2 separate regions of the Homo sapiens genome follow, and region 2 is linked to region 1. The links are chromatin contacts, found by Hi-C in ENCODE. All regions are on one chromosome and are shown on one strand. The core of a region is the stretch at or near the end of the contact, and the rest is flanking DNA. Distances in the headings are between cores, read along the strand shown. Region 1 holds the start of PAIP2B (poly(A) binding protein interacting protein 2B). Region 2 holds the start of APLF (aprataxin and PNKP like factor).

Region 1 (7,260 bases), core at 3,717-6,216:
TGCAGTGAGCTATGATGGTGTCACTCTACTTCCACCTAGGCAATAGAGTGAGACCCTGTCTCAAAAAAGAAAGAAAAAAAGAATGAGGTACTATAAAGATAACAGTGTGTAATGGGGCTTGTTGACTAGTTGGTCTCTCCACAGGGAATAAGGTGGGATCCAGAAATTTCTTGGGTACTTCTAAATGCCAGTATCTCTAGGTATTTTATCGTGGGTTAGTCAATGTCCCCATAGAAAGATTATTTGCCTAGTAGAATAAGCCTGGGTGCTTGGACTGATTAAGTCATAGATGAGTGGATGATGGTGCCCAGAAAGAAGTCTTGAAGTGTTCAAGTGGAAATTGCCCAGGGTTAGTGATCCTCAGTTGCAGAAGTCCTCCTGATTCTAGCATGAATGGATAATACAACTTTCTTGAGAGAGGAGTCAAAGACTCTTCTCTTTTTCACTTTCTTCTTGGGGTACCTGAAGATGTCTAGAAGAATCTTTTGGTTGGCTGTTGGTGTATCCACTGATTTCTTTATCTCCCAGCTTATCTCATTTTCTTCCAGGAACCTCTCTAGGTTGTGAGGGGAGACCAAAAACCAACTAGATATCCACTCCACTTTAAAGCTTTGTCTGGTTAAATAAAATGAACCTTATAAGAAATGCTTAGCTCTTTTGGGAAAAAGTGATCTGTCTCTGTAATAATCTCTCCATACCCAGCAGTGCTTCTTTCCCTAAGGTGGCTTTCAGGAGTATGGTAAGAGAGGGCTTATGAGATCTTATAGCTTTGAAAAATAAGCTCTCTAGTGCCAGATAGTATACTTGCACATTCAGAAATGTAGTCCCCAAGTATTAAAGGACACTATCAATATAGAGAAAGGGCAACTCACAGGATATTTGCAAATCATATATCTGATAAGGGATTAATGTCCAGAATATATTTCTTTAAACCCCTACAACTCAAAAAGAAAACAATCTGATTCAAAAATGGGCAAGGGACTTGAATAGACATTTCTCCAAAACAGAAGTACAAGTCGCCAATAAGCACAAAAAAAGATGCTCAACATAACTGATCATTAGGTAAAGGCAAACCAAACGGAGTGGTAGCTCATGCCTGTAATCCCAGCAGTTTGGGAGGCTGAGTTGGCAGGATCATTTGAGTCCAGGCACAAGACCACCCTAGGCAACAAAGTGAGACCCCATATCTACAACAAATTTAAAAATTAGCTGGGCATGGTGGCACGTGCCTGTAGTCCAGCTACTTGGCAGGCCAAGGTGGAAGGATTGCTTGAGCCCAAGAGTTGAGGCTGTAGTGAGCCATGATCACGCCACTGAACTCCAGCTCGGGTGAAAGAACAAGACCCTGTCTTGAAAAATAAATGAAATAAAATTGCATTCTGAGTTATGGGAAAAATAAAATAAAATGCAAACCAAAACCTGGATAAGGTACCATTTCACACTCATTAGGATGGCTATTATTTAAAAAAAAAAAAAAAAAAAACAGAAAAGAAACTACTGTTGGCAAGGATGTGTAGAAATTGGAAACTTCGTACATTGTTGGCGGGAATGCAAAATGGTGCAGCCACTGTGGAAAACAGTACGGTGGTTCCTCAAAAAATTAAACATAGAGTTACTATATGGCCTAACAATTCTACTTCAGAATATATACCCAAAATAATTGAAAGCAGGCCCTTGAACAGATATTTGCATACCAACATTATTCACAATAGGCAAAAGATAGAAACAACCCAAATGTCCATCAATGGATGAATTGATAAACAAAATAGGACATATACCTATAATGATGCTACTCAGCCTTAAAAAGAAAAGAAATTCTGATACTTAAACGTGGGAGACATAAAGCCAAACACAGAAGGACAAATATTACATAATTTCACTTACACGTGATACCTAGAGCAGTCAAATTCACAGATACAGAAAACAGAATGGTGATTTCCAGGGGCTGGGGTAAGGGGAGAATGGGGAGTTAGTGTTTAATGGGTACAGAATTTTTGTTAGGAATGATGAAAATGTTCTGCAGGTGGATTGTGGTGATGATTGCACAAAAATGTGAATGTACTTACTGTAACTGAACTGTACACTTAAAATAGTTAAGATGGTAAATTTTATATATATTTTACCACAATTAAATTTTAAAAAATGAAATGATGTAATCTTCAAGGTTGAAGATTTATTGCCCTAATAGCAATAGGATGTGGGGAAGGGTGATGGGCTTCTCTTGCCTCCCTCCCTCTCATTGACATCATCTCCTACAACTTTATGACTGGTTTTTGTCTCATATCTGTCCCTGCCCACCACCACCAGATACCCACATTGCTACCTCATTCCTTCATTGTCTTTTGGCTTCCATAGTTTCTGATAAGAAATTTGCTGTAATTCTTATCTATTTTTTCCCCTCTGTATGTTTCCCAGCCCCTTCCTGCTCTTCACTTCTTCACATCTCTGTTCAATGGTCTTTCCTCAAACAGCTCTTAAACTAACCATTCTACTTAAAATGGCCATATTTTTTTTCTGCCTGCTTTTAAGACTTTTCTCTTTATCACTGGTAATAGCCAGCCATGAATTTATAATAGATGGCACCAGTGGTAGGAAGTGAGACGAGAGAAGTTCATCAACCCTTCCTTACATCCCATTGCTATCCTGGTAATAAAGGTTCATCCTCAAGGAGTATTTCTGACTGCTCAAGGACACCACGTGGACCAGAAGAGCCTGTTTTTCAAACCTATGAGATTGTGTAAACTTTCTCTCATCATACACCGGAAGGCCAATTCAGGGAAAGAAGCAGTGGAGGGTATGGGGATGCTATCCTAGAGAGAGATTTTTTTTTTTCTAAAAGACACATGTTTCTTGCAGGCGTCATTTAAATTATGTAATCAAATAAAGCTTTAAACCAGAGTTGGCAGCCCTAAATGGATGTACACCTAATACACAACTTCAAAATACATGGAGCAATGTGAATAGTGATCCTGGAGTTGTGCACTGTAGTGGCTCTGCTTATTAGCCCCTTCCCACTCTTCACTTCTTCACATTATTCACATCTCTGTTCAGTGCTGTTTCCTCAAACAGCTCTTAAACTAACCATCCTACTTAAAATAGCCATTTCCCCAACCATCCCATGACTCTGCTTTATTTTCCTTTGTAGCATTTATTCACAACATACCATTTTATTATTTATTGGTTACTTTTCTGTTGTCAGTCTCCTTCACTACAGTATAAACACCATGGGTGCATCTTCACTGTCTTATTCATATCATATACCCAGTTCCATGATCAGAGCCTAGAACATTCATAGTAGATGCTAAATAATACTTGTTGAATGAATTTATTTATTTACTTATATCATTTAATATGAAGTATGTATTAGTCCATTCTCACATTGCTATAAAGAACTACCTGAGACTGAGTAATTTATAAAGAAAAGAGGTTTAATTGACTCACCGTTCCTCAGGCTGTACAGGAGGCATGGCTGGTGAGGCCTCAGGAAACTTACAATCAGGGCAAAGGGGAAGCAAGCACGTTTTCACATGGTAGCAAGAGGGAGAGAGAGCTAAGGGGGAAGGACACACACTTTTTTTACCATCAGACCTTGTGAGAACTCACTCACTATCACGAGAACAGCAAGGGGGAAATCTGCCCCCATGATCCAATCGCCTCCCACCAAGTCCCTCCCCCAACATTGGGAATTATAATTCAAAATGAGATTTGGGTGGGGACACAGAGCCAAACCATATCAAAGTATACAGCTAATATTTATAATTGTTATTTGAGTTTATCTTTTTCATTTTTATATTTTTTCCATTCATTCTGCAATTCCCTAACTTTGTGTCATGTATACAGTCAGCTTGAGAGGTGGGGGGGAGAGAAAAATGTATAAAGTAAGAGCTCCACAAAGAAATCCCTACTTCCTGTGGAATACAATTCGAAGTCCTTTGCAAGCAGATTGGACATTCTAAATCCAAGGGAGGCAATAAAGTTTTATTTTAATTTGTATTTATTGATGTATTTTTTTTTGAGTCGCAACCTCACTCTATTGCCCAGATTGGAGTGCAGTGGTGCGATCTTGGCTCACTGCAACCTCTGCCTCCCGGGTTCAAGTGATTCTCCTGCCTCAGCCTCCCGAGTAGCTGGGACTACAGGAGCCCGCCACCACGCCCAGCTAATTTTTGCATTTTTAGTAGAGACGGGGTTTCACCATACTGGCGAGGCTGGTCTAGAACTCCTGACCTTGTGATCCGCCCGTCTCGGCCTCCCAGAGTGGTGGGATTACAGGCGTGAGCCACCGCGCCCGGCCAAGTTTTATTTTTTTAAAGCACTCAAGAAGTTAGGTTTGTTTCTAGAAACGTGGAAGCATCCGTCTGCTTCCTTCCAGCGTCCCTTTGCTTCCTTCCAGCCTCCCAAGGAGCCCAATTCCTTAATTTTCCCTACAGAGAATAGCACCAGGTCCAAAGCAGCCTGAATCAAAGCTCCTCCTTTGGTAATTGACAGCTGAGGGAAATCCTACTGAGGCCCACCCCCACCCTCCTCCTTGCTAGGCTGACAGGCAAAACTCGGTGGCAGTGGCTTCCAGCTCAGCCAATAGACGAAGCGGGAGCAAGAGCCTGTGTAAACAAACCCAGAGTGCGGCGCCTTGGTCTCCTCCCCCACGAGTGGGCCGGGCGCATCCTTGGCCCAATGCCTATCCCAGGCTAGCGTAGCGTCCTTTCAGCCAATCAGAGCCGGCATCTCCCTCAAGGAGGTGTTCCACCACAGGAAAAAAAAAATGAAGGAAGAGAAAAGACAGACATTAAAACCAATCAGAAGCTGAAACTTCTGAGGGAGTGGGCGGGCACTGCTTCACATTTAGACCAATAAAAACCACATATGCCATTCTAGGTGACCGAACGGCATCTTCTTTGGCCCAATAGACGAATGGGGCGGTGCCCGGCAACCAATGGCTTGGGTTCGGGGGCGGGGCGAGGAGGCAGTGTGCAGTAAGAGATAACCTGGCAAGTGGTAGTGGCGCTTCTCGGGTGCTGTGCTTCACGTTTTGGTACTAAAGGCCGAGACTGTTGTGGCGACGGCGACCTCTACGGCAACGGCTTAAGCTCTCGGAGGAGTGGCAGAGTACGATCTGAAGGAGGGGCTTCTGGTTAGCCCAGGTGGGCTCGGGTGCCCGGGCTGCTGGGGAAAGGACTCGAGGGAAACGCCGTTCTCCCGGCTCTGGGGGCGCCCTGCGCCTCCCTTTCTGCCGCCGTCGGGGCTGTGAAGGGCGGCACGCGCCTGCCCGAGCTCCTGTAGGGAGGGAAAGCGCGCGGGGTCCCACGTCGCGGCCATCGGCGAAAAGGGGCGTCCGCTGGGGTCAGCCCCTGCCCCTCGGGAGCAATAGGGGGTTTTCGTCCCTTTCCCCCCCGCACAGGTGCTCTGTTTCCCCCCGACTCCCACCCAAGTTCCTGACTCCCCTCAGCGTCCTCCTAACACTCGAACCGAATTCTTGGCCTGAGTCCCATTTCTACCCAGGTGCAACAATGCTAGGCAAATTGACCCGCGCGGCATCCCCCGCCCCTCTCCCCGGGCTGGAGCGGGAGGGATTGCGCGTCGTGCCCTTCCCCTATTCGCGGCCCCTGCGCGTCCTCTGCCTTTTTATACTTGCTCCATCTCCCCCTTGACTCCAGCCCTCATTCTTCATGCCTCATTTGCCTGGGAGACGTTCGCCACTTCTCTTGTGCCTTGCGGTCCGTGAGTGAGCCCATCACCCCCTACCAACCCCTAAATTCCATTCTCATCTCTCCAGAAAACTAACATTTTCCACTTGCCTCTTCCAGGCAGCTGGAAGGTGAACTGAGAGAGGCAGAATACGCAGAACAGGGAGTTTGGCAAGGTTGGGAACTTTAATGTTTTGTTCCTGGTAGACTGTTTTTGCCTTCAAATGGCATTTGACCATTATACCCGCTCTAGAATCTTTGTCCTAATGCAGTTCTTTTGGTGGTAATTGCTGAAAATGCAGTTGAAAAGGGCTAACTAGAAGCAAGGGATTTAAATTTTGTTACTATTATTTTCAGTAAATTGAATTGGATTATACTTTAAACAGCTTAACTGGGGTTTCTGGGAGTTTGTAGTGTAAGGGCCTGGCTACCCTACTTTGTCATAAAATATAGAACATACTTAGTTGTACAGCACAGTGTGATTCGATCACACCCAACCTATGAAGGGATAATAACAGCATTGAATCTGTCCAAAAACAACATTCCCTGTTCCCTTTTCACCTTCATAGTATATTCGTTTGGTTTCTAGTAATGTCGGTTCTAGCCATATGTTTTTTGATAACAGTACAAACTATGCTGTGCCTAAGTAAAATTATGCCAACAATTTTATGGGGAAAAGCTAATGCACTGCTCTTAGCTTTGATTAAGATTTTAGACGTTTGAAAATATAAATTCAGATATTGGACAGTGAGGGTTTTATTTTGAAGGTTGGAGGAGATTGAAGTGTTGGGGTAAGACTGATAGGCTCCTCTGGCTACTTGTATATCGGGGTGGGGAGAATATACAGGTTTACAAAATCTTGTAAATTCTCACAGTGCTTAGTTTCCTGACTTTTCAAAAATTGGAATTGTTTTTCCTAGCTTTCAGTGGAGAAATGTAAGCTATGAGTTTAACATCATGTTCACTGTGTTTTGGCCAGGATTTTGCAAGCTTTTGTGGAAAAAATTATATTGCTTTCTTTATCCTGTTTGTAATGTATGTATCAGTATGCTTCCTTGTATTTTACTGTGGTAAAATTGTATCTTGTATATAAAGAAAAAAGTCTATTATAGTGAATTAAAAGAAATCTTTACTCTGAGGTGGCAGCCTTGTCTAATGGACCATATGTTTAAGCCTTGTTAATAAATCACACTAGAGCCTAGCACAGTGGTGTGTGCCTGTAATCCCAGCCACTTAGGAGGCTGAGGCAGGAGGATTGCTTGAACCTAGGAGTTTAAGACAAGCCTGGGCAACATAGTGAGACCCCATCTCAGTCAATCAACCAATCAATCAATTACACTAAAAAGAGTAAGATCTTAAAACTGTTCCAACAAATGTCTGGGTGTCTAAAACAAGGAAAAGAGTTTATGACAGAGTTACAGCAGTCATCAGAGAAAAATCCTGGACAAATTGCAAATCTGTAACAGTTGTGAATTGCTGTGACTGCAGCTGAAAACCAAAGTTATTTTTGTGCAGTCTTTTTTGGGAGTATTTGTGTTTAATAATAACTTGTTTGCAAATTTAGAGGACTCTAGCT
Region 2 (7,551 bases), core at 4,274-6,773, 2.8 Mb after region 1:
AATGTCATTATACATTTGTCAAAACCCATAAGATGTACAATACCAAGAGTTAACCCCAGTGTAAACCATGAACTTTGGGTGATAATGACATGTCAATGTGGATTCATCAATTCCAACAAACATACCATACTGTGTAGAATGTTGATAGTCGGGGAAGCTGTACATGTAAGAGGGCAGAGAGTATATGGGAACTCTCTGTACTTTCCACTCAGTTTTGCTGTGAACCTAAAACTCCTCCATAAAATAAAGTCTATTTTAAAAACTAATATATTAAAAAACAATGTTTGTAAAAGTTAAACGGGATCATTGACATAATGTGATCATCCCACAAGCCTGGTCAACACCTACCCAATTATCCAACACACCATATCTTAGAGCCTTAAACCACGCAAGCCCTTCCTTACACCACCCACTCCACCTACCAAAATTCTAACTGTCCCAACACACCACAGTCAAACTCAACATGCTACCAAGTTCATGAAGCTTTCTTTCCCTGATCCCACCTCTTAACTTCAGGTTCCTTCTTATACCTCTCTGTACCCTGTGACATCATTCTGTCTAGCTTGAGGACTAAGCTCTGATTATTATTTTTTTTTATCTTGCCCAAATTCCTTTCTAAGGGGTCTGGGGAGTCATGCCCTACAAACCATAAATTCTCATCAGATGAGTTTTATTTAACCCTGTATAACGTGACTTACTTTCCAGTCTGACTCAGGCATAACAAGGAAGAAAATCAAAATGTTTTACCCTAAAATATATTTCTTTGCCATACCTTGGAACTGTCCTGCAAAGTCTCTTGTGGGAAAAACCCACATTCTATAGAGAATTCCCTTTCCCCTTTGTTTTCCTTCCTTCCTTTCCAGATCCAGGAGATAATCAATTAAGAGCCAGGCACTCTTTCAGGTCTCATAAGAAACATTTTACAACCTGCTATCTCTGAAGTCCGCTATCTGAGAGCTCTGCAAAATAAAACTTCGTCTCCACAATCCTTTATCTTAACCTGAACATTTCCTTTGATCTTAGGTCTTGAGATAAACTCAACTAATTGTCAACCAGAAAATGTTTAAATTTACCTATAGCCTGGAAGCCCCTGCTTTGGGTTGTCCTGCCTTTCTGAACCAAACCAATGTATTTCTTAAATGTATTTGATTGATGTCTCATGCCTCCCTAAAATATATAAAAACCAAGCTGTACCCTGACCATCTTGGGAACATGCTCTCAGGACCTCCTGAGGGCTGTGTCACGGGCCATGGTCACTCATATTTGGCTCAGAATAAATCTCTTGAAATATTTTATAGAATTTAACTCTTCATCAACAGACTCATGGTATTTAACCAAAACTTTTAATAAAAATGTGACCTTTTAAAAATCAGTGATTATATCTAAAAATTCAAATTTCTTACTATTCTTAAAAAAACAATATGACACTGTTACCAACTGGGAATAGGGGAAAGTAGCAGGGATTGCATAGAGACCCTCTCCTTGTGGCCTTCCCAACACTGAGGCAGAACTGTTGTCATTTATCACTGTCCCTGTGTTGTTTTTCTTCTTCCCTCCCACTTCGCTTACTCCAAGTGTCAGCCTGGCGCCAGTCCCCATGTGAGGTTGTAGCCTTATTTAGTTACTAATACTTGTTTATTTGTCTCTTAACCCTACAAAACTATAAGTTTCTTGAGAGCAAAGACTTGTTTCTCATTCACCTTTATTTCTCCTATACTCCCTCCCATCCAACCATAGTATATATTTATCAGCTATTTCCTGAATTTAGCGAATTATCAATCAACAAAACAGGAAAAATGTTAAAACTTAATTCATTATGAATGCTACTCAAGATTTAGCAGTTGGTAGGACTGCATCTTTACTATATTTAAATTCACTTCAAAACTCAATGATAACCCTTTTTCATATCTAAGTCACAATTAGGCTCTTTTTGAGGGTAGAGTGAATGAGAGGCTGAGATGCCGAAATGGAAGGAAGAAATCACGTGTTAAAGGCCTACTGTGTGCTAGGCACTGGTTGTAGGCTAAATAATAAAATGAGGGAAGGGCAAATCTAGAAATAAAAGAAACGTAAGGGAAGAAACCTATGTTGGAGCAGGTAGGAACAGCATTCCAGGACAGCCAGGATTCTGCAACAAGCAGTTAAAAGTATAGAGCTGCCAGGTCAGGGGATGGTTACTTTGTGTAAACTTTGTAGAACATTTACAACATTCTTAGAAGTGGTGAACTGATGCCACCTGAAGAGTCTATACTGAAGCCTATGACCTTCCCTGTTCCCCCAACTGAGGACTCTTCTCCTTTTAATCAAAGCAGTCAATTTAATTACATCTACATTGAGAAAGTATCACTAGATATCTTTTGCTATCTTGTTTCCTAGGAGGAAAATAGATCATAAAGAAATGTGTCATATAATCCCTGCTGTCAAAACAAAATAAGAAAAATCTGAAATCAGAAATAGTAGATTTCATTTAAGAGTGTAACAGCTTTAATTAAAACCCATAAAGCAAATACTTTGGCCTAACAGTGCTTGACATGTCGTACTGTAAAACCCTTTTAAATTAAATTTCTTAAGATAATGGTAGATTCACATGTAGTTGAAAGATATAATATAGAAATATCTCTTGTACCATTTATCCAGTTTCCCCTAATGGTAACGTCTTACAAAACTATAGTACAATATATCAACCTAAGATATTGATACTGACACAGTCCAGACAAAGCACATTTCTATCACCACAAATATCCCTCATGTTGCTATTTTATAGCCATATCCATTCCCTTCTGCCCTGCTGCCTAATTTTTTAACCTTTGGCAACCACTAATCTGTTCTCCATTTTTGAAATTTTGCAATTTCGCAATTTCAATGATGTTATATAAATGGAATCACACAATATGTAATCTTTTGGATTGGCTGTTTTAACTCAAGTTCTCTGAAGATTAATCCTGCTGTAAAACCTTCTAACTGATGCCAATCATGGAGCAGAATCAAAATCTAGTAAACAAAGACCTGGGGTTCTCTGATGACTCACATGAAAGCAAAGGGAACAAGAAAGATTAAATTTCATTGTCCTTTGTTCTCTGTGACAGGTTTCTCTGTTGTGTTTTCCTACCACCATAAAAATACAAAACCATTCTCATTGTCAAACTGTTTTACTACCAAGACTATTTTACACAGTCAGATTATAAACTTTTATGTTTGTGTGGCCATCAAGGTTTGTGAAGCTTGTCTCAGAAAAACATGCCCAATTAAGAAAGTTCAAAATCATCCTTATTTATATTAATCGTTTCCGATTCCAATTTACAATGAACTTACTGAGTTTTCCACTTAGAACTCAGTCTTCGCTCTCTCACAATACAAAAATAAATCTCACTGGAATTGCTGTTGTTGGAAACAGGAGCCCTTATGTTGTGTTTTAACCAGTGCAGAGAAGAATCGAGTGCATCTGTCAGCTCCAAAATCGAAAAAACTACAAGGCGATTTGTTTGTTCTCCAAATTTTTCCTTTAACACACTTAGGATGTCATTCATAACCACTTCTGATACACGCCAACCTTGGCAAAAGAATCTCATCCCTGAATGTTATTTCAAAAGGAAAAGCAAAATCTTGACCAGGTAATTGCCCAGCTTTCACTCCTTACCATTTTTAAAAACAGATACCAAATAGGCTCATCTCACATTAGCAAGTCGACAACACAAAGAACAAGCTACAAATAATGAAACGGTCTGCAATCTGTTGCCATGTTTCTAAACCACGGCCCTAAAATTCATCCACCTTTTAACCAGACCCACAGTACTCTACTGGTGACAATTTCTTAAGCAAGTCAAAACTCGTTAGTCACCAGACATATGATTACTAGATTAAGCACATACTCTTAAGTTTCAAACCTACGAATTTAAAAGAAAAATAAAGCCTCCAGACAGTTCCTTCCAGTGTTTGTATAGGCCAACAAACGATGAAAAAAATAGAAATGATGTTAAATATTTAAATAATCACTTGTCCAGTAAAAAAATGAACAGCAATTGAATATCTACTTCCTCAATAACCTTACCACATGCACATGTGCATGTACACAACACACAACACACAACACACACACACACACACACACACACACACACCCCTTTAGGACCAGCTTCCATAATACAATCTTAAACTACCACTCCTTTCCCTGCTCCCAGAAGGGACCTAAGGCAAGTACCAATGGTTCCATTTAGACTCTGGAAGTTAACCAGGACAACAGTACACACTCCTTACTCCTTGGTGTTAGCTCACTGACACAGGTGTCTCCCCGGTCCCAAGAGAAAACTCCTAAAGGGTAGGGACCCATGTTCCATTCATCTTTGTATGCCCCACAGTGCTAGAATCTGCAAAATGTTCTACACAGTGAGCACCAAACAAGAAATGTTGAATGTTAAAGAACAAAATAGAAAACTAGATGTACTTAAGAGATCTATAGAATTCCAGAATGCAATATGCAAATGTTCTTATTCCTAAACCTCTCCCAAAGAAGGTAGAGAATATTTAGCTTTGTGGCATTATGTGTCCAAAAGCTTATGTATGGACTTTAAATAATGTATGTATGGCTCAATTTTCTCATCTGAACAATGAGGATAATAAAAATAGCTAACTGATACGGTCTTGAGACAGTTAAAGATGTTGGTATAGGTAATGTCTCCTTAGACCAATGACACGAACGCTATACACATTACTTATGAAGGGTTAGCTACTCATTTTACTGGAAATAATAAATAATATAAATAAATAAGGTCCACACAGCTCTGCAAAGGAGACCAAAGGTTAAAAGAAATTAGCCTAGAAGACGTAATATCACAGTTTGGCAAACTTTTCTGTAAAGGACCAGACACTACTGTAAATATTTTAGGCTTTACAAGACAAGCCGCAATACCCTCAACCCTTGGAGCAACTATTCCCCCTGAAAAATTAGTAGATTTTTTGTTTACATTTTACATTTCAGAATTTAAGAATCATTCTTAGTTCATGGGGCCATACAAACATAGGCTGGATTTGGCCCCCAGGCACTAGTTTGCCAATCCCTGGATAAGATAATAATGGTAATACAGTCAGTGTTTTAAAAGCAACATAAAGAAATGTTTGTGAATTGGCTTAAAGGTAACTGAAAAACGTGCGGCCCCAAACTTCTAAAATCCGGACCGGCGGACCAGTGCGGTGGGGAAACCGGCCAGGACTAGGGCCGGTCTTCAGGAGCCGGCGCGGAACTCCACGGCTCTCGGGGTCCGCTAAGCCCCCGCCCACACTTACTCCCAGCAGCGGCCCGCGGCCGATCACCGTCTCCCCGGGCGCCAGGGCCACCCGGGGACCGCCGTCCCGCGGCTGCAGCTCGAAGCCCCCGGACATGGCGGGCAAGGATTAGGCCCCTTCGCCAGGAGACTGGCCCCTCCGCTGTTTCCGCCCTCCACAGACACGCGCGGGGCAAGCCCACGCCCTGGGAAAAAACACCGAGGGAGGGCCTCAAAGGCTCCCCGCGGCTGCGCCGGTCCTCTCAGAGCCCGGCCCCAGCGCAGCTTCACGAGTCCCGCCCCTCCACGCCTACTAATGACGCAACCGGGGATTCCCCAGTCTCGCCGCCTCAAAACTACTGTTTAAAAACCCCGGCTTATTCCCCAACACCCTTTTCACCTCCCTCCCATCTTGGAGGACGCCGGGCCTTGTAGTCCTGGTGGCTTTCTTCACTTCCTTTCCCGAGCGGAGACGCCCTGGAAAAAACTACCAATCCCCAAAGGCACTGCGCGCCCCTCTCGGCGCCTGCGCGAGTTCTGAGCAGGGCGGGACTCAGGTGGGCGGGATGCGAAGAGCTATGGGGAAGGATTCGAATTCCGGTGGATTTAAATCGCGGGAGGAGAAGCTACCGCGGCCTAGTAGGTAGAAGGGTCTTCCGTTCCCGTTGGCTTAGGTGTCTACGCTCCCGGGGACGCGGCCTGGACGCAAGCTCAGCCTTCCCTCCGCGGCCTGGAGCCGCAGTGACAGTCAACGCTGACGGTTGTTGTCACTTGTCAGTGCCCTGTGTTCTTGGGTTCCAGCAGCTGCAACCCGCGCGGGACACAAGGAGGGTGGCTCAGACGGGACGTGGGGTGATTAGCCCTGACCCGCGGGATTTGGACGGAGTGGGGCTCCCCGCCCCTCCGACTGCGCTGCCGCCGATCTATCCCTCCGAATGATAGTTGAAAGGGGGACGAGCTTTTACTTCACTTGAGAGAGAATTCAGGAAAGCTCAGTTCATAAAGGAGAAAGGGCAGAAGAGGGGTCGTTTCCAGGCATCCAGGCGAACCTGGACGTAGAAGAAAGATTCCTAGTGGGATTTTAGAAACTCGCAAAGGTATCCCCTGCTGTGAAATTCAAAAGCCTTCATTCCCGTTACAGGAATTCCACAAGGGGACGCATTTTATTCTCCCAGTAAGATCCTGGGAGAAGTGGATAAACACACTGTAACGTTTAAATGCACTGTAACGTTTTCCTAATGTGAGATTCTTTTCAAGAACGTTGTGGTTTGGCTTTGGTTTGTATTGGTGGTGGGAGGGGCCAAGGTGCATGGCAAAAACTTGCTCTTGACTCACCCGTTTTTACGTTTGCTTTCTTACTTCTCCTAACCCTCAAGAAGAAGACCTCTGTTGAACACAGACTGCAGTTCCAGCCACCACAGCTAATCTGGATCATGAATGGGAGCCACCGTGGTCTTGGCAAGTCCGAAAACATAGCTGAGTAGCTCGTCTAGAAAAGAGATTTGTGTTCAGCTGAGTTAAAAGAAGTATTTACCTCAAACCTCTCCTCTTGCACAACCAACCCCCGTTATAAAAGGAAGTGCAAAATGGAATAAACTGATTTTAAGTGAATACAAGCTGTCTTTATATACAAAAGTAACTCAAGGATGGTGATGTACCCAGTCATGCTTTCAACTGATTTGGGAAGCCTACACCATTCACCTTAGGTAAATTAGCTGAAACTGAGCTTTAAATCTGGGCTTCAAAGAGTCACATACTGTACCTAGCTGAGTTCTAAACATTGTTTACAGTTGTCACTCACTGTTGCTTGATGTCTTCAGTGACTATTATCCTTAGCTTGTAATTATGCATGTAGGATAGCTTCAAGGGGCCATTTCTAAAACACTACTCTTATGACTGAGTTGAATATTTGAGACTTTGTTTCATAATCCAGATCTCATCTTCTTGTCCATTTCAGATAGTAGTTGTGTCAAATGTAAGCACCTACCTACCTATAAGATACAAGTAGATAAAATTCTTATATAAACAACTAGAAGTCCAGCAAGTTTATGATTAAGTCACAAATTGCAAATTAATGATGAGGCATCAGTTCCCATGTACAACAAGTATTCAGGAGTTTAATAGGATTGACTCATATACATTTTCAAAGGTACAAAAGTACCGGGTATGGTGGCTCATACCTGTCATCCCAGCACTCTGGGAGGCTGAGGCAGAAGGATTGCTTGAGGACAAGAGTTCAAGACCAGCCTGGACAACATAGCAAGAACCATTTCTCCGTAAAACAGTTTTTGGT

Evidence for each region. Hi-C counts contacts between places; a loop is a spot of excess contacts on that map. Pooled maps may share reads with other maps.
Region 2: a loop to region 1 is called in a map of CD8-positive, alpha-beta T cell, with 13 times the contacts of the local background. The contact joins the promoter of APLF here to the promoter of PAIP2B in region 1. A Hi-C loop is called at or near these places in 2 of 168 maps with a recorded cell type or tissue (CD8-positive, alpha-beta T cell and naive thymus-derived CD4-positive, alpha-beta T cell) and 6 of 50 pooled maps.

Annotation. Positions count from the first base shown.
Region 1 is chr2:71,224,809-71,232,068 of GRCh38, reverse strand. PAIP2B (poly(A) binding protein interacting protein 2B) reads left to right here and starts at 4,966. Exons shown (of 4, transcript NM_020459.1): 1 at 4,966-5,141. RefSeq lists enhancers at 4,681-4,820, 5,036-5,536.
Region 2 is chr2:68,465,557-68,473,107 of GRCh38, reverse strand. It overlaps APLF (aprataxin and PNKP like factor), which reads right to left and starts at 5,523. Exons shown (of 10, transcript NM_173545.3): 1 at 5,281-5,523. The coding sequence starts at 5,376. FBXO48 (F-box protein 48) reads left to right here and starts at 5,814. Exons shown (of 4, transcript NM_001024680.3): 1 at 5,814-5,897; 2 at 6,638-6,964. RefSeq lists a silencer at 5,239-5,448 and enhancers at 4,790-5,684, 5,685-6,580, 6,674-6,733.